Linked DNA regions of Homo sapiens: region 1 is linked to region 2. A link is a contact called in ENCODE Hi-C data. All regions are on one chromosome and are shown on one strand. Each heading gives the region's core, a stretch centred on a gene start or an enhancer-like site at or near the end of the contact. The rest is flanking DNA. Distances are from core to core; before and after follow the strand shown.

Region 1 (3,265 bases), core at 144-2,643, 96 kb after region 2:
ATGTATACATATGTAACAAACCTGCACGTTGTGCACATGTACCCTAAAACTTAAAGTATAATAATAATAAAATAAAAAAAAAGGTTAGTCCTCTTTCTTATTGTGGCTTGTACTCTAGGGAGGCCAGATAAACCCAGAATCTGTATTTTTTAATAATTTAAGTGTGCAGACAAATCATACTCATGGCAGATCTTAAACTTGGCTGATGATCGGGATCATCTAGGGCAGTGGTTCTCAACCAGGGCGATTTGCCTCCCGGGGGAAATCTGAAACCATCTAGAGATGTTTGTAGTTGTCATGAGTGGGAGGGAGTGTCACAAGTGGGACCTAGTGGGTGGTGGCCAGGGGTGTTGCTAAATGTCCTACAATGTGCAGGACAGCCCCTCCCAACAAAGAACGTTCCAGCCCCAGATATCAAGAGTGCTGAGGCTGAGAGGCCCTGCCCTAGGGTCTTGCTACTCAAAGTGTGGGCCATGGACTGGCAGTATTGGCATCACCAGGAAGCTTATTAGAAATGAATCATCTCAGCGTCTCCTCCCAGCCCCGACCCTGCTGAGCCAGAATCTGCATTTTCAAAGATTCCCCACACACCCTCCCACCCTGAATTTGGATTTGGATGCACGTGAAAATCTGAGGAGCCTTGCCGTAGGTGCACACACTTATTAGCAGGCAGGACAAAATTAACAGCAAGTCAGCCAACTAGTTAGCTAAGCTTGGTGAAGTCCCCGCCCCAAGCACCATTCACGAAAGGTTTACTTACCTAGCAGGCTCAAAAAAAAAAAAAAAAAAAAATACAGATTCCTCATTCCTGAAGATTCTTATCTGCAGGAGGGGCTAAGAATATGCATTTTTATAACAGCTCCCTGTGTACAGCTGAGAGAGACAGGTTTGTACACCATACAAGTAACAGCTGAACCCCAAGGCTGCATTTCAGTACCATTAGCTGGGGAATCTAAGCAGCTGGCTAAAAACACAGACAAAAGAGAAAGATGCAAGCCACTTACGAAGATGCTCCCGTCACCCAAAGAGCTGATATTATCTAGTTAATTATGGAAGGTCTGCCCAGTAAAACAGCCAGGCCAGGTGTTTAAACTGTTTGTTTTTGTTGTTATTTATAGCATCGTGAGTTTCCGTTCAAAGAAACTTTTACAAAGAACCTCAGTATACAAAACAGATGAGAGTGAAGCAGCTCTGGTTTATGGGGACACCCAACATGTCTGTCCCTTGCCTGGGCTCCAGGAGGCACAGTTTGAAAAACATCATGACAGACAATAGCTGTGGTCTAGAGTGCATGCTGATTTTAGGTGAGAAAGACCCTAATAAAGTACGTTTCATTCAAGGAATGCTCTCGTGCACATAGGCATGCTCTCATGAAGTTGAAGTGGCTATTTGCTTGAACTTTAACGTGAATGCGGAGTGGCAAACATCAATGTTCAAAAATGATTCCATGAATAGAAACACAAATATTCCTACAAATTGTTTTGAAAATATAAGTTCCAGAAAATGGAAACATAGAATGGCCCCAGTAAAGAGTATGATTCTTTGATCTGGTGGAGAAAACAGACTTCAGCTTCTCCATTTTTAAACCATGACAATCTCAGTTCCTGCAGTTCAGGGACATTGTAATTCATGCAAAGACCTTGAACTGTCAGATGCTATGATGTTCACAGCTATCAAAAGCTCTTTTTTCAGGGGCTGCCCAGACTCAGAAGGGCAATATAGATGTATGTGTGTGTGTATATATATATATATGTGTGTGTGTGTGTATATATATGTGTGTGTGTGTGTATATATATATGTGTGTGTGTGTGTGTATGTATATACATATATATATCACTAATTAGTACAATTAAAAACAATAAAAAGAAAGTGTTTAGTAGCTGCGACCTTTTTAGTTTAACTGAGTTAATCCAATACATGCTCATAACAAAATGAAAATTAATGACTACCTTATATTTTCCATACTATTTTTTTCCACATGGATGCCAAAGCCTTGCCCTTGAAAGGAAAAGAAAGTGGCTTTGTCCTTGCAAAGTTTTAATTTCCCTCAAATTGTGTCAAAGTTCTCTGAGTATATACACAAAACCGCTGTGCTGCGTAAGTGAAGATCAGTTCTTCCACTGAAAGCCAAAGCTAGAAATATTTGTGTGTTTCCACTTTGTGGTACATAATTTCTGCATTGTCAGAAATGGGTAAATATTGTACAGTGATAGAGATCAATTTGGGTTGTCAGTGTTTGCATTATTGTAAGACAAGTAGACAAGAACAAAGGTAAAAAGTGGACACTGGATACCACGCTATGGCAGGGCCAGGCTTCACCATTATCACCAGGAAAATCAGACAGGCTTTTATTGAAGTTTGAGTGGCATTAATATTGAGAGCATTAGCAAAAGACCTGAATGCAAGGGCTGGTTTATCACTCATTCTACACCGGACTGGTGCAAGATTTTATCTTTAGCATTGAAGAAAAGAGAATTAGGATTACCAGTACAGAAGCAGGGGATGCTATTTATAAGTACACTATACTTTAAAGAATAAAAATGCCCATCTATTATGGTCCTAAGCTCTTTTCTTTTTTGCCTCTAATCAACACAGATTGGATAAAATGAATAAAAATCTTCATTAAGGTTAACAAATATAAACCAATATATATACAAGCTTTAAAAGTATTTTTATATATTTAATGACACAAACAGTTGGAAACTACAAAGAAGACAATGTCTCCTTTGAAACAGAAAAATATAACCACAAAACTCTAGAAATAAAGCTAACAAAAAAATGGTAGGTAGCTTCCGTGTGAAGAAAAAAACAATACAACAATATAGAGACTTGAAGGGGGTTTTGAAAACCACAGAGAGACACTCTGCTTCCTGCGGTGGAAGATTCAGTATTTTAAATATGTCACTTCTTCCCAACTTACTTTATACATCTATTACAATGCTAATAGAAATCTCAATATGATTTAGAAAAATTTTGACAAATTTGACAAAATGATTCTAAACTTCATCTGGAAGAATAAACGTGAGAATATTTGCAAAAGTAAAATAATAAGGGGAAATCATTGGCCCGGGAATAAATAAAATACTGAAACAAAATAGAAGATCCCCAATAGACAAATTTTCTAAGACTTAGTATCTGATAAATACAGCCTTTCAAATCAGTGGGGAAAGCATGGATTATTATTAATTATTATTTTATTTATTACAAATAAACAAAATTAGGATAGACAGCTAATCATTTGAGGGAAGAACCTGAAGTTAAAACC
Region 2 (3,230 bases), core at 66-2,565:
GGCATGGTTCAGACCACTCCAAACCTGGCCCACTCCAGCACATACCTACTGGTGCTTTGCCATGCTGTACCTACGACTTGTTAAGAACTGTAGCAAACACTGTGTGGGCCTCACTGGCCAGGACCTTGTTGGAAATGCTCTTGAGTTTGTCAAGGGTGAAGCTTAAGGACTTGAAGAAGGTGTGAAATAATATTTGTGAAAGAAGAAGTTTAGCCTAAGCCATTTAATTTTTGTTTTGTTTTGTTTTTTTTGAGATGGAGTCTCACTCTGTCACCCAGGCTGGAGTGCAGTGGCACGATCTTGGCTCACTGCAGCCTCTGCCTCCTGGGTTCAAACAATTCTCCTACCTCAGCCTCCTGAGTAGCTGGGACTACAGGCACGCACCACCATGCCTGGCTAATTTTTGTATTTTTTTTTTTTTTTTTTTTAGTGGAGATGGGGGTTTTACTGTGTTGGCCAGGCTGGTCTCAAACTCCTGACCTCAAGTGATCTGCCTTCCTCGGCCTCCCAAAGTGCTGGGATTACAGGTCTGAGCCACCGTGCCTAGCCCGTAAGCCATTTAATTTAAAAAATCTATATAGAAGTCACTCAGAAATGTTTTCCAAATGACTCTTTGGAACCCTGACTTATCTGATGATAAGCACCTCTTCTACACAGATTTGTTTAAACATCTTAAAAGATGACTGTCTATCTAAGTCTAGCTATGGGTGTTTCCCCTGATAGAGGGACTGCTTTTGTAGTAATAATGAACCTACTCTCTGTGCCCTCCCCAGCTTTCCTGCTGGGATGACAGCAGGGGGCAGGGGCACTGGCATCAGGCACCTAAGTATCTAAGTCCTGCGTGTAGTTCACAGCTTTGAAAACACTTTGCCACATTCAAACTGATTTCCATTTAGAAGGCAAATCTCAGTTGGGGCACACGGGGACCAGGCTCTGTTCTGCAGGGTGTCACCCATCTAAATCTCCTGTTGGCTCAGAAGAGAGCACTGGCGTGGACAGAGCAGAGTTTTGTCAGATTCCAACCAAGGGTAGTGCAATGACTCTACTGACTGGAATTTACAATTCTCATTAAACGCTCTCAAAACGTCGCCTGTTTTGAACATATGCTTCTTAGAAAAAACTTAGATATCAAATGACTCAGGGATACCTGATTTTTTTAAAAGAGCTTTTCCTAATTTTCCACTCTGCCAGAATTCCAAGGGCGATGGGTTCATAAACCTTCATGGCTGTGATTCTCATTTGAGAAAGTCATGGGGGAAAATGGCCAGTATTTTCAGGGTTACTGTGGAGATGGCCATGACAAATATTCTTACACTTCCCTTTTTTTTTTTTTAAACCTTTGCTTCTAATTCTTATTTGCCCATTTCTTGTTGACTTTTCTACTTAACTTTCTTGCTCTCTGGACTCACCAACTCTCTTCCCCTCTATCCTTCTTCCCCATTGATTTCTCTCCCACTTCTCCTTTTTCCGTCTTCTCTTTTTCTTCTTTGTTTCTTCCTTTCTACCTCTCTCTTTTTTACTTTGAACCCTTTTCCCTCCGCTACCCAGCCTTCCTGGCTTTTCATTTGAGGACCCTTTTACCTTCCACCAGTAGAGGGAGACATCACCGCTCGCTTTTTCTCTCTTACAATTTGGTGGCTGTGCATACATCCCGGCTAACACCAAGAAGCCGTTGGTTATGTTTGAATTGATCTAACCAGTTATATAATCCTAAGGAAAAACAGCTGACCACTTAGATATCTGACAGTGATAGTCCATCTACTCTGAACAGAAAACTGAGATACTCATGTTTTTATTCCAAAACAACCTTTTAAAAGTTCATATGTATCAAATATTAGGTTGAATCATATGACATTACCAATTTTTAAGGTCAAAAATTGGCCGAATGCTGGATACTAATAGAATAGAATTTTGATTTCTTGTAAGAGTGTCTATGAAAAGACCTTTCTGCTGGCAGCATAAAAATCCCACTGTCTGGAGTGCTGGAGCTTTTGCTGTCATTGCAGTAAGTCACTGTGACAGCTGATTTACTGCCCAAATGAAGTGTCGGCATGTAACTTGCAAAGAAGTTTATGGCTTCAGATGTCTGGAAGTCATACACATTAGCACTTAATGTTACAATTTAAAAATGCCATAGAGATCATTCCTGTTTCTGCAGATTCTCAAATAAAATTGCTCATGTAGGAATACATTTTATTTTACCCTAGCTGACGTCTTGTCTGAAAAAACCGAGTGTACAGATGCTACTAAAAGCAAAACTAGGAGCTTTCTAGATGGTCTGTGTACAAATTAAGAATGAGTGAAATTATTTATTTCTTTTGCTCCAATTCTGTCAAAAGCATTAGAGTTACGCATCATGTATTTCTGCTTGGCTGTGAAGCTCTGTTCTGGGGTCTTATGAATGCTTATTAACAGTTACAGAAACACCACAGTCTTCTAAAGTCCACCTAAAATGCAGGTGCAGGTTGGAAGGAGAGCTTTTTTGTATTCTTTTATTTAACATTATCATTTACGTTTGCCTAAGTTATTTTTTTTCCTACTACATTTGATTTTTCAGATTACATGGAGAGTTCTTCTGCAATACTAGCTTAATAAATCATGCAACTGCTGGTTTAATCTTGTTTTGATACTGGATTGGGGTATTTAAAATGTTAGGTTAAGTAAATACAGTAAATGATTTTCTAAAAACAAAATTGTAGCAATTATGTACCATGTTACTATCTTTGCATTTAGCATGCGATCCCAAAGGACCTTTGTAGCAACAAGTGCCAGATATAAGCATAAATGATGACACCAATGCTATACAAAAGTTAAATTATTTGACAATCAAATGAAGTGTGTACACTAAAAAGTGGATCATAACTGGATGTCGTGAGTATGTCATGCATATACATTGTTCTAGATAGAACTTCAATGTTAGCTCATAATAAAAGCCAATAATGAGGGAAGCAGCAATAATGAAAATGTGGTCCTCAGCTGGCTCTGGGTTATCTGCACATACTTCCAGTATGGGTCCTTGAAATTTCATAGGAGTTCAGATGGCAAGAGACACCTGTGGTCACACCCATCACATTATTGCTTTAGATGTCACATTGTTGCTTCCCTAACATTTTCTTCCTTGAGAATTTATAGTAGAGAGAAAATTTCATAGGCACTGAATAACCACCCCCATCCCCCACTTGTGAGAGAGGATACACTAACACTGAATTTTCCCATTTTTGAGATAATAA

Evidence for each region. A loop is a pair of places that touch in the nucleus more often than their neighbours do. Pooled maps may share reads with other maps.
Region 1: a map with no recorded cell type shows a loop between it and region 2 (7-fold over the local background). The contact joins two enhancer-like sites. A Hi-C loop is called at or near these places in 3 of 168 maps with a recorded cell type or tissue (B cell, GM12878 and OCI-LY7), 33 of 37 single-sample maps with no recorded cell type and 8 of 50 pooled maps.

Annotation. Positions count from the first base shown.
Region 1 is chr6:157,569,304-157,572,568 of GRCh38, reverse strand. The region is part of intron 2 of ZDHHC14 (zDHHC palmitoyltransferase 14); the gene reads right to left. Among named protein-coding and RNA genes, the nearest start is that of MIR3692, 42 kb to the right of the region's middle. Within about 2 kb of position 1,393, at least 3 of the 41 ENCODE cell types and tissues checked have a DNase peak (open chromatin) inside an H3K27ac peak, as active enhancers do.
Region 2 is chr6:157,665,721-157,668,950 of GRCh38, reverse strand. The region is part of intron 8 of ZDHHC14 (zDHHC palmitoyltransferase 14); the gene reads right to left. Among named protein-coding and RNA genes, the nearest start is that of MIR3692, 140 kb to the right of the region's middle. Within about 2 kb of position 1,315, at least 2 of the 41 ENCODE cell types and tissues checked have a DNase peak (open chromatin) inside an H3K27ac peak, as active enhancers do.